2 separate regions of the Homo sapiens genome follow, and region 1 is linked to region 2. Evidence: chromatin contacts called from ENCODE Hi-C data. All regions are on one chromosome and are shown on one strand. Each heading gives the region's core, a stretch centred on a gene start or an enhancer-like site at or near the end of the contact. The rest is flanking DNA. Distances are from core to core; before and after follow the strand shown.

What was found. Hi-C counts contacts between places; a loop is a spot of excess contacts on that map. Pooled maps may share reads with other maps.
Region 1: a map of Right ventricle myocardium inferior shows a loop between it and region 2 (3-fold over the local background). The contact joins the enhancer-like site here to the promoter of MAP1B in region 2. A Hi-C loop is called at or near these places in 1 of 168 maps with a recorded cell type or tissue (Right ventricle myocardium inferior) and 5 of 50 pooled maps.

The regions. Positions count from the first base shown.
Region 1 is chr5:71,970,845-71,976,708 of GRCh38, forward strand. No RefSeq gene overlaps it. Among named protein-coding and RNA genes, the nearest start is that of MAP1B, 130 kb to the right of the region's middle. Within about 2 kb of position 4,052, at least 10 of the 41 ENCODE cell types and tissues checked have a DNase peak (open chromatin) inside an H3K27ac peak, as active enhancers do.
Region 2 is chr5:72,103,280-72,109,184 of GRCh38, forward strand. MAP1B (microtubule associated protein 1B) reads left to right here and starts at 4,196. Exons shown (of 7, transcript NM_005909.5): 1 at 4,196-4,436. The coding sequence starts at 4,253. LOC105379028 (a long non-coding RNA gene) reads right to left here. Exons shown (of 3, transcript XR_007058813.1): 1 at 5,496-5,905; 2 at 4,646-4,708; 3 at 1-355. RefSeq lists enhancers at 4,115-5,097, 5,503-5,797.

The sequences.
Region 1 (5,864 bases), core at 2,802-5,301, 130 kb before region 2:
TGACCATGACACATTGTACACAGGGATCCAGATATCACATGCACCCCCAAAATATGTACAACTATTATATATCAATAAAAAAGTACAAGAAGAATAAACTGTGAAAAGATCAAGAGTCAAAAACAGAAAAGAAAAGAAAGAAATAGCCTAAAGCTAGAATGTGGGGTGGATGCAGGGATGAGGGTTATGCCAGGTTTCTCTTTGACCATTGTATGCTCATAAGGAGGTTTCTATGCTAAGAATCTCTATGTCAAGATGCTTAACTTGATTCATACCCTTTGGTTAAGGAAGAAACTAGGAATTTGAGGGACATGATTAAAAACTTCAATTAGGGACCATTTGTAGCACGTATTTATTTTCTTTTTGTAATTCTGCTATCATCTCTGGGCATCTTCTTCCAGATGTTTTGGCTGGTCACCTTGACTCTAATGGAGTCTTCAGATTATTAGAAGATGCAAGAGGAGAGCCCAAAAGTTCTTGTTCCTAACCCTTGGATATGCCTGATAAGGCCTTGTGAATCCAAATACCACATTCCTTCTTTCCAGCCATGAAGTACCTGAGAGTGGCTCTGCTTGGGCAGGTCTTGGCATTGGGCTGAAGGTGATGTCCTCTATTCCCTAGAATGGGGTAGGGACTGGGAGCCGTTACACATGACAGTGGACTGAGATGCTTTGTCTGAGTTAGTTCTTACATCTCAATTCCAATATGTGTGTCTGAGTTCATTTGGGCAGCTATAACAAAATGCCATAAACTTGTTAGCTTATAACAACAGAAATTTATTTCTCTCAGTTCTAGAGTCTGGGAAGTCCAAGATCAAGGGGCCAGCAGATTCAGCATCTGGTGAAGGCCTGCTTTCTGGTTCATAGATGGTGCCTTCTTGCTGTATTCTCACATGGGGGAAGGGGCAGGGCAGCTCTCTGGGGCCTCTTTTATAGGGGCACTAATCCCACTCATGAAGGCCTGTTGATCTAATCACCTCCCAATGGCCCCACCTCCTAATACCATCACCTTGGGGGTTGAGATTCCAACACATAAATTTTGGAGGGACACAAACATTCAGACCATAGCAGATTAATTTCCAGACTCTCAGAGAAATCCTTATCAAATAAATTAATTCAGAAGAAAATCCCCAAACTAATTAGTGTGGATCCTTTTTACCGTTCCTGTGAGTCAGAGCTGATGTGCTCACTGCCTGTGTCCCCTCCTGCCCTTGCCCCCCGCAGGGAGATAACTGAGCCATGCCTTTTGCCACCCACTCTCCCTGTCCTCTTTGCATCTTTGGCTGGCAACCCCAGAGCACTTTCCAGATCCTCTGCATCTCTCTTCACCAGATCTCTGGCCATTCCTAATTCTACATTCTGGACAGTTCCTGGCCTGTTGCTCTTGCTCTTTGCAGGAACTGTGGATGAAGCCTTGCCAGGACACAGGTCCTCAGTGCCTGTCACTGAGGTGGCCCTTCATTTAACTGAAGTCCCATTACATTAATAAGCCTCAGTTTCCCTCCCCTCAGTGACTTCAGGAAGCCTTTCTGTATCCTGGCTCTTGTTCTATGATGGTGTGTTCGATCTGTAGAGGTGGGTTTTTTTTCTTTTCACCAAATCTCAGCATTTTTCCTTTCCCTCATACTGGAGGGTTGCTTTCTGTTTCTTCCTTCCTTACCTTAGTCTCTATTACAGCAGCCCTGAAGTCTATCTGCAAGTGTGTGCATGGATCTGGGGAATGGGCAGGTAGGATTCTGGGCTCAACAGTCACATTTCTTGCTAAATTAGTGTGGTCCCAGGGGAAGGGGCTTCGGCAGATGAGGAGCCACAGAGGAGGGGGATGCAGAATTCCCCTTTCCTGGCTGATTTCTGTTTTGCCTAAAAACCATGTGGCTGTGACACCAGGGCACTGCTGTCTCCCCAGACAACAAATTTTAATAGCTCTCCTTTACTGCTGGCAATGATAATGGCTAACACAGGCTGGCTATTCACGACATGGTAAGCTTGGTACAGAATCTATCTTATTTAATCCTTGCTTTGAAGCAATTCTATTATTCTCCCCATTGTACAGATGAGGACACTGAGGACCAAGGAGTGGCAGAGCTTTGCTAGAAACTCAACTCTGACCTCAGAGCTGGAGTGCTTCCCCTAACCCCATGCTGAAAATAGTCACTGCTGTTCCGGGACTACCCTGCCAGCTTCTTAGTTGTCAGATTTCGGAAACTGTATCAACTCTCTCAAGTGGAGGGGACACTTTGAACAAATAAATATTGACAAGCACTGTCAAAATAGCTGGAGATTCTGACCCTGTCAGGCTAATCTCTGTTCTCCCTGTGAAAGCTCTGGCTTCCGTCACTCTGGGTCACATTCCGGCCTGCCTTCCTGTCAGAGTCCTACATTGCTCTCCTCTCCTCCACAATGTGCATATTGCAAGTTGGTCATCCTGTGTGTGTATTTACTTGCTGTGGCTTGTTTGGGTTCAGTTTTTTGAGTGTTCGTTTGCTTTTCCCAGACAGTATCAGATCCAGCCTTTCTGCCCCACCCCTTTTTGGAGGTACCGCTCTTTTCTACGCTATAAATGACTGACCAGTTGGGACTGAACTTGGCTGGGACAATCTCTGTTTTCACTCCCCTTCTATGTCCATCCTCTGTACTTTCAAAGTCTCCTGGGTACTCTCCTTCTTTCCTACAAGGTTGCAACTGTGTACCTTCTGTTGCCTCTCCTAGGCCTGTTGCATCCTGGAACACAGTACAGCCAATAAATGTTTGTTAAATGAATGGATGAATGAATGTAGTTCTCAATATGTATAATCATGGCACTCTGACAAAGCTGCTGTTATAATCCCTTTGTAAAGGAACCACATGCTTAATTTTAAGATAGAAGGATTGCAGCAACAACATTGCACGAGTTTTTCTCTTTTGACAGTTTCTGGTTCATCCGAGATCCCTGCACCTGCCAAACAGAAACTCACATTCACTCACACACCAGTTAGGTAAGAAGCAGCTGGCTAAGTATTGAGCTATTCTTGCCCAAGTCCACCATTTCCATGTAGGGGGTTGAAAGGAAGCTGATCATTTTCCTTCGGTTTTTTAAAGAATGTCCTTTGGGCTTTTTAGCATCCTTGTGACAGGCATCATGTTCATCTCAAGCTGTTTGGTGAGTACAGGGAGATGGGTCCCTGTGTCAGGTGCTATATTCTTGTTGAGATACAAAAGCTTCAGTTCTCAACTCTCCAGCCCTGCAGGGGAGAATGAGGTCTTATCAAGATTGCTTGGCAAAGTGTATTATTCATAAACCCACCTGGCTTATCACCAAAAAAATGTTGTGTTCACTGAGAGAGGCTCTTAAAGAATTCTCTGTTAATATTTGCTTTGTCATTTCAGAAAGCCTTTAGCTAGGCCTGATCAGACAGTTATTTCTGGCTGGGTACAAATTCTGTTTTCAGAATATTGCTTGGCTCTTTGTTCCTTTCCCCTCTGTGCTGCCCACCCCCTTGCCTGACTCATCTCTTCTAGAACCTTCTCTGTCCTTTCCCAAACCACTGGGAGTGATTTACTAAGTACATTTCCCAGCCAGCTCCCAGACACTGGCTAGAAAGACCAATTTACAGGAACAAAATGTCCCCACATTGTAACTGGGTCATGGTCCAAAATTTATTTGAAAATCAGACATTGGAATTAACAATGTTTTTTTTTTTTTTTCTCAGAGAAATAACAGTGGAGAGAAGGTCTCACGATATCCCCAGAAGCCACTTTATCTATAATGAAGCTGAATTGTAACACAAATGAGGGATCTAGGAATAGAATATGTGTCGGTGCAGAAGAGGGGACTAGTGGGGGACAGTAGGGGAGGACAGGAGGAGAAATTGGAGGGGGAAGATTTTTCTCCCTCTCTTTATTAATACAGTTCTAGTCCTGGGCCACAGTTCATAATAATCAGGTCATGTGCACACAGCCTCTTGTGGCCTTAGAGTCAGAAGTGATTGGAGTTCAGGGTCTGACTCAGGTTAAACAGACTCATACCAGCTAGATGTGCCAACCAGAATGGCAGTTAAAAAAATTGCTGGCTATCAAGCATGTTGCTACCAGTGCATTTCCTCCCTGGAAGCAAATCTGCAAGGGAAGCTGGAGTGCAATCAGAAAACTGTGTTGAGCCTCACTTAGATCAGGGATCAACTGTCACAGGACTAGACAGGACAACTTTAGACCCTACTAGTCTCTCTTCTGGCATTCTGCATAATCAAGGCTTGGGAGTTGCTTCTTTCACATTCTCTTTTCTGGGCTTTCTGGCTTTTCTTATTTATTATTATTATTTTTTGCCAGATACATTGTTGCTTTAATTATGATGATGTCTTCAATCAGATCAGAGCCAAAATTGGTAGCCTGGGAGCCATTCTGGTTTTTTTTTATTTGTTTGTTTGTTGGCTTGTTTTAGGTTGATGTAGTATTGCTCTTATCCAACATGTGCGGATTTTGTAGTATAACTAGTGGGAAACAATTTACTTTCTATGTTCTCAGGGATCACTTTAATTCAATGTCTCCAAACCTCCAAACATGTTCCAACTATACCTTCAGCTATAGATAGCATCACTATTTTGTGTGGAGGAGGCAGAAGTGGTAGAAGAAAGAGTGGAATCAGTCCATCTTATTCCACAAATCTTCAAAATTTAAAAATATTTGCTGCCTCAAATTTTTTTCAGAAGCAGCAGGAATATAAAGTAGAACAAAATACATGAAAAAACATAAAGAGTTACTTATTATCTTTTACCCTTAACTGAAATACTCTTTCTTCTAGAGAAAATGATGTCAGCTAGATGTTAGAAAGAAAGATGAACACACTAATTTATACTCATGTGCAAATGACTAGGTAACACTTCTAGTCACATTTTGAGAGTTTTCTTCTTTTGAGAGAGGGCATATAGTGATACATATGTATCTTTAGTAGAATTTCAGGCAGTGTAAGTAGCTATTTCACAGAGTAGGAAAACTTAAAGAGTATTGTGGGAAAGGTTTCAGGTTCAGGTTGGTCTTTTGCTCTGGAGTTCAGCTTCTCTCTGTTACTTATATCTTCTTTTCTTTCTGGACATCAATCTAAAAGATTTGCAAGCCTCCAAGGTTTATCACAAAAATTTTCATTCCAGTACTATCAGGACCTGTAGTTGTGGGAGTAAGAGGGAGACCAGGCTGCTAAGGGGAGAGTGAGGGCAATTTTTGGCACATTTGCACACTAGAAGTCTCCTCTACTAGCTTAACCTAACCTTTGATCCATTTCTGTTGTTCACATTTCTCACCTCTTTCCAAATGCCCAATTTTTTTTTTTTTTTTTTTTTTGTGACCATGAGCTCCCTGGCCACTTTGCTATTGGTTGACTATGACAGGTGTGCTCTCTCATCTCAGGGCCTGCCTTAGAATGCTCTTCTCCCAGATTGTCACAGCGACCCTCTGTCAACGTACTCAAATCTCTGTCCAGTGCTACCTCTTCAGAGAGCTTTCTCTGACCTACCAAAAACAGCATCTTCCTCCATTTACTATCCCCTCACCCTGCTTTATTTTTCTTCATTGCACTTATCACTACCTGGCGTATTATGTCTCTGTTGTTTAACTTTCAATCTGTCTGTTAATATCGGAATGCTAGCTGCACTTGGGAGGGATTTTTGTCTGGCTGGTCCAAAGTTAGATTCCTAGTACGAGGCCTGTGCTGGGCACAAAGTGGGCCCTCAACAAATATTTGTTAGATGAATGAATCTCCATCTTATAAATGAGAGTTTGAAGCTTAGAAAGATTAAATGACTTAGTCAAGGCCATAAGTGCCAGAGATGGGATTACAACCCAAGTCACGTGATGCCAAAGCCTATATTCTTAGCCATTGCATGTGTGTGTGTG
Region 2 (5,905 bases), core at 2,946-5,445:
CCTGGTATACAGGGGTCTCCAAATACCATTACCCACGTAAGGAACTTGGATTCCATAGAGAAACGGCTCATTCCAGGTTCTGAGGCCAGATATGTGCAAGGTAAGCTAGGGATACCTTACCATACTACTGGCCAAAGATGAAAAAATGAAAGCATCAATATGAATAATGTAAGTTATATTTGTAATGATACAAAAAATTAGTCACCTTTAGAGAATGATTTGGAATAAATTAATTATTTTGAAAATCAGTAAATAAAGAGAAAAAATCATTTGTTTATCCTTCTTTTCCTGTACATACCGTACCTCAGGGTAATCAACTGACAGGATAACGCTTCTCCTAACAGAAGTCTTCTAGCTGTCAAATAAATAATAACAAAATTAGAATATTATCATTTTTTCAATCCATAGTGAAATAATGGATCTAGGTAATGATCATCAATAGCTGCTAAAATCACAGAATGAGGGTTAACTAGTCTTTAGGTGCCTTCTGATGGAAGATCACAATATTACCTATGAAGTATACATGTAAAAAATATCAAATCTGCATCTGATCAAGACTTTAGTTCTCTCAGAAAATTCAGAAGATAGAAGAACATGTTAAATAACACAACAGGTGATGCAATCGGCAAAATTTATGCTTTGTGAAACTCTGCTGAACAATGTTGCCACTATTCAACAGAAAATTACAAGGAAAAAAATAGCAGGATTACATAGATCAAAGGAGTTTAAGACTGATGAATCAGTTGAAATATATAGACATTATTTCAATCTTGATTTAAAGAAGCAAACTATAAAAATCTATGGATTGGGGATAATGGGTATGTGGGTGTTACTTACATTATACTCTCTCTGTTTGAAATTTTCCATAGTAAAATGTTAAACAATAACAGCCAAAAACAACTAACCCCATACCAAAAACAACTAATCCCTATTAAGTGCTCATTATATGCAAGGCACTGTTTTAAGTAATTTGCATATTTAAACTGTCCTCCTGTCCATGAGGTCGGTACTCATCTCTACTATACAAATGAGAAAACCAAGGTATAGAGTGGTTAAGCACCTTGCTTAAGGCCACACAGCTAATAAATTATGGTATTAGGATTCAAAACCAGGCAGTCTGACTCCAGAACCCATTTTCTAACCGGTACACTAGTACCTATCACAATGATGCTAGCTTGGACTAGGTTGGTGATAATGGAGAAACGTGGATGGATTGAAGAGATACTGAAGGTGAAATTGACCAGACTCCATGCTGGATTGCACACGAGGCTAAGGGTCAGGGGAGAGTCCAAAATATTTGTGAGGTTTTGGTTTGCATCATGGGATACATGGTGTTATGGTTCATTGAAATAACAAGAATGAGAGAGGATCCCGTTTAGAGGTAAAAGATGATTTGGGTTTGGAGCATGTCAAGATTCTGGTGCCTTTGGTATATCCAGGTGATGTCAGTTGAGCAGCTGGCAATATTGGTGCTCTTATATGTTAGTTTTCCCCCTTTTTCCTCCTTAGAACTGTATACATTTTCTTGGGATGAAGAGGGGAAGGGGCTACTTTTCTAGTATTGAAGTATAATAATGTAATATTCTGTTCTTGTTTCAGAGGTGTTGTAGCAGTATCACTTGCACATTTTATAAGACTGCTTTTGCTCCATTGTCTTAGTAACTGGGAGAAAACAGGTCAATGAATCAACCATCCCTTGATTGCTTACTATGCCCAGCCACTGTATTAGGTGCTTACACATTCTATCATTTCCTTCTTTCTTACAGTTACTTTAACAGTTATAAAGATGTTCTTCTTCTCATTAAATAAGGAGATGGAAGATCAAAAAGAGTAAGTCACTTGCCAAAGTTACCGAGCTGTAAAGTAGTATTCTGCATCCCTAGTCTGTGTTCTCCCATTATGCCTCTATTTTTCAAAGTGTGGGTGATGACTTAGGTGGTCACGGTCATGGTGTTTAATTGCACAGACACACACAGTAAGAAAGCGCTCTGTTATAATTTTCATCCAATCTTCTGTTGCAACATGGAGAACAACTCAGTTAGGTGTTAGTATCTCTTTAATACCTCTCTAACACTTGGCCAATCTCTGTTTTCAACCAAGAAAGGAGAGCCTTGGACTCAGAGTCTTGAGCAAATCATAACAGTATGTAGCAGGAATTTGATCACATCTTATCTTCATTGTGTATATTTTTAGGGATACTTTCTATTAATAAGTGATATTAGTGTTTCCATTTATACAGCAACATAGAATTGCATTTAAAAATAAATTTAAGTAAAAGAAATAAACTGCATAAAAGAAAACTATTACATACATAAAAGTAACAATGGTTCAAAGAAAGGAAAACCAAACACAAACTAGATGAGGCTGGAATCCAACGGATGACCTTTAGAAAACAGTGCTCTTCACCATATTTCCTGCCCCTCACCCCAGTTATGGGCTTTGGTGCTGGCCTTACTTCTTGAACAGCAATTGAATATCTTAACCAAAATATTATCTGGAAACACTTCATCTAGTTACTGGTGAATGCAGCTAGTTGGAAACACTTCATCTAATTACTGGTGAATGCAACTCTCTAGTGATCCTGTCACAGATCCCAAATACTGCGGGCCAGACGGTATTTTCATTCTGCATTGATCAGATTGACATGTTGGATGGAACCCCCCAGCCCTTGGCTGCCCAGCATGTCTCCCATGCCAGGGTGTCAGGAAAGATATAAGAGCAAAGAGTACATGACCAATAAGTCATGGCAGCTAACACCTAAGACACTGGGTTATTTTGGAAATCTTAAGAATATCTAGGTGATTATCTATCTATCTATCTATCTATCTATCTATCTATCTATCTATCATCTATATTTTACTAACAGGCATTCTAGTATTAAAGCTATGTTGACTAATTTCCATCTATTCCTCTTCCTTAAAGCTCGAATTCCCCAGTCTTCTATGATACCATGTTTGCACATTTTGCTCTTTCCTCACCCTCCTCCCCTTTTCTGGGACAGAAGCTATATTCAGTATGTTTGTGAGAAACGGTTGTAAATAGGCTGCCTTAAAAAAAAAAACAAAAAAACAAAAACAAAAAACACATTTTTTAGTTCTTCTAAACACAAACAAAGGCAATAAAAATTCCCAATGCTACAGGTATTTTAAAAGACATCATTGTCACGAGGTAATTTTGCTTGTGTGTTCCCCAAGGAACTGAAAAGTACATTATAGTCACTGTAACCCTGCTGAGTAGAGACAGTATCTTCTCTTTATTCTTTGTTATTACTGATACTATCTGTTCAGCACATTAAGGAAAGAAATTGGTATCTAATATAATACATCTGCATTTCTCTCATTTCCCATGAGCACCACAAAGCCAGTACTTTTTCATCCTTGGCCCTGCCAGAGTAGAATCCAAGGCCTGAACAATAGTAGGCTTAAGTTTTGCATTTTTGATGTATTCTTTAAGTGAAGGTGGTAAATATTGATATTGGTAAATATCAGTAAATTCGTCTTCTTAAAGCCACAAGGTCAAAGAAAAGACAGGTTCCGTCTTCCTAGGCGGGGTACCCACAGCCCCGCATCTGCCCACTGTGGCTATCCCAGTTCCTGAGAACCTGGCTACATCATACACAGCACACAAGGCAGAGGCCTGACTAGTGCAACTCCAACAAGAGAAAAGACCCCCACTCCGAAAATGGAAACTCATCCCATTCCCATGCACAGACAGGGTGAGGGTGAGGAGTGGGCAGTGGGTGTGTACGTGGTGGGTGGTGTAGGTTGAGAGCGTCTTCCCCCTTCACGGCTGCAGCAGGAGCTCAGCGGGCGCCCCAGCCCCTTGGCTCGCGGCCCTGCCCCGACCATTGTCCGCACACCTCGTCCCTCCAGCTTCCGGGCCGCGGGCGAGATGATTTGCTGCAGATGACATCAGCCCCGGGCCAACGGCTGGAAGAGCGGAGGCAGCCACCGCGTGAGGATGTGCCGGGTGGTCCTTTCCTCCTCCTCTTCCTCCTCCTCCCGGCTCCCTGCCTAGTCTCCATATAAAAGCGGCGCCGCCTCCCCGCCCTCTCTCACTCCCCGCTCCTCTCCGCCGCGCACTCTCCGCGGCGCTGGGAGAGGGCGGAGGGGGAGGCGGCGCGCGGCGCCAGAGGAGGGGGGACGCAGGGGGCGGAGCGGAGACAGTACCTTCGGAGATAATCCTTTCTCCTGCCGCAGTGGAGAGGAGCGGCCGGAGCGAGACACTTCGCCGAGGCACAGCAGCCGGCAGGATGGCGACCGTGGTGGTGGAAGCCACCGAGCCGGAGCCGTCCGGCAGCATCGCCAACCCGGCGGCGTCCACCTCGCCTAGCCTGTCGCACCGCTTCCTTGACAGCAAGTTCTACTTGCTGGTGGTCGTCGGCGAGATCGTGACCGAGGAGCACCTGCGGCGTGCCATCGGCAACATCGAGCTCGGTAAGTGGCCCCGCGCCCCCAGAGACGCGCGCTGGGAGACGCGCAAACACGACCCCACCCAGGGCGCGACGGTCACTGCGCTCCTCCCGCGCGCCCCGCACCCATGCCTCTCCTCGTCACCTCTCATACTTGGTCCAGACCCTTTCTGGGCTAATTAAGAATAATCCGAATTATTAGATATGAGACCCAGAGGGAGAGTCTCCAATAACCTTGAGGGATCTGTCACCACGCTGAGTCCGCAGCCTGTGCTGAGTTGGCCACCGCCTCTCCCGCTAAGTGAAATGCAGGTGTCAGGGGAGCAGAGGCCACAATAAAGCCGCAACCGCAGGAGGCAGAAGGGTGGGGGAGACCTGATGCAACCACTCCTTTCAGTCCTCTTCTGGCCTCAGGAAAAGGCTGGGACCCCCACCACCGCAGACCTGGGGCCGAAGCCCATGTGCCAGGGCCCGCGTGGGATTCATCCTCACCACGGCTACCTCAGCCCCTGAGAAACGCCTTTTCTGATTTCAAACCTCCCGATCCTTTCTTTCCTCAGAATGACTAGGCTAGTCCTAGGGCCACGCCCGCTCCCCCCGCCCCCCCCTCCCCGGGGAGATGCTGGGATGCAGAACCGCCTGCGCTTCGCCACCAGACAGAGCCCGCCTCGCTACCGCCCTTGGGGCCTTGGCTGCAGCTCTCAGAAAGGACAATGGGACCCCAAGTTGCGGGGTGGGGCTGCTGCTTTTAGAAGTCCCAGCCTCGGGAGTGGTAGCTTGAAGGGGGTCGGTGAGGGAGACGTCAGCGGGTAGGGTCAGCTCCTCGCCCGGTGCTCGCACCAGTGGCGCGCTCTGCGGAGGCCGAATAGCGGTACGCCGGGGACCCTGGGCGGGGCCGTGAGGGTCCGGCGGGCACAGCCTCGGGCGCACAGAGAGACCGCCCCCAGCCCCACCCGAGCTGCCGCAGTGCCTCCGGACCGCCCGCCACACCTGCCCCCCCACACTGCGGCGCCCCCGTCGGGCACGGCTGGCTGGGCTTGCGCTCCGCCCGGGCCTCGGGCTGGCGGGGGCCGCGCGCCCCCACCTCTCAGTTTGCCTGGCTTTGTTGCCCTGGGAGTCCCTGGGTGGGCAGCTCTGGTCTCTGCCTTTCCCTTTATCCCTGGCGTCCCGGCCCTCCCCTCGCTCCTGACAGAGGTCGCCGGGTCCCTCCGCAGCCCCAGCCCGCGCTCTATTCTCCTGGGGTGGTGCTGAAGCGTTTCTCCGGGAGACACCGGTTGGTGGGCGTGGTGCAGTCCGCACTGCGGTCTCTACGGCAGCCCGAGGCGGACAAAGGGCGTTCACGCAGCCCTCGTTCCCCACTCCCCCTCCCCAATAAAAGACGAAAGAAAAACCTTGTTTTAGATGAAAAAATAAATGCTTGTCATCTGCCTCTGCAGTTGGAAACGGCCACTTGTCCCCAGAACAAAAGGCTGCAGGGTGGGGACTGGAGTTGCA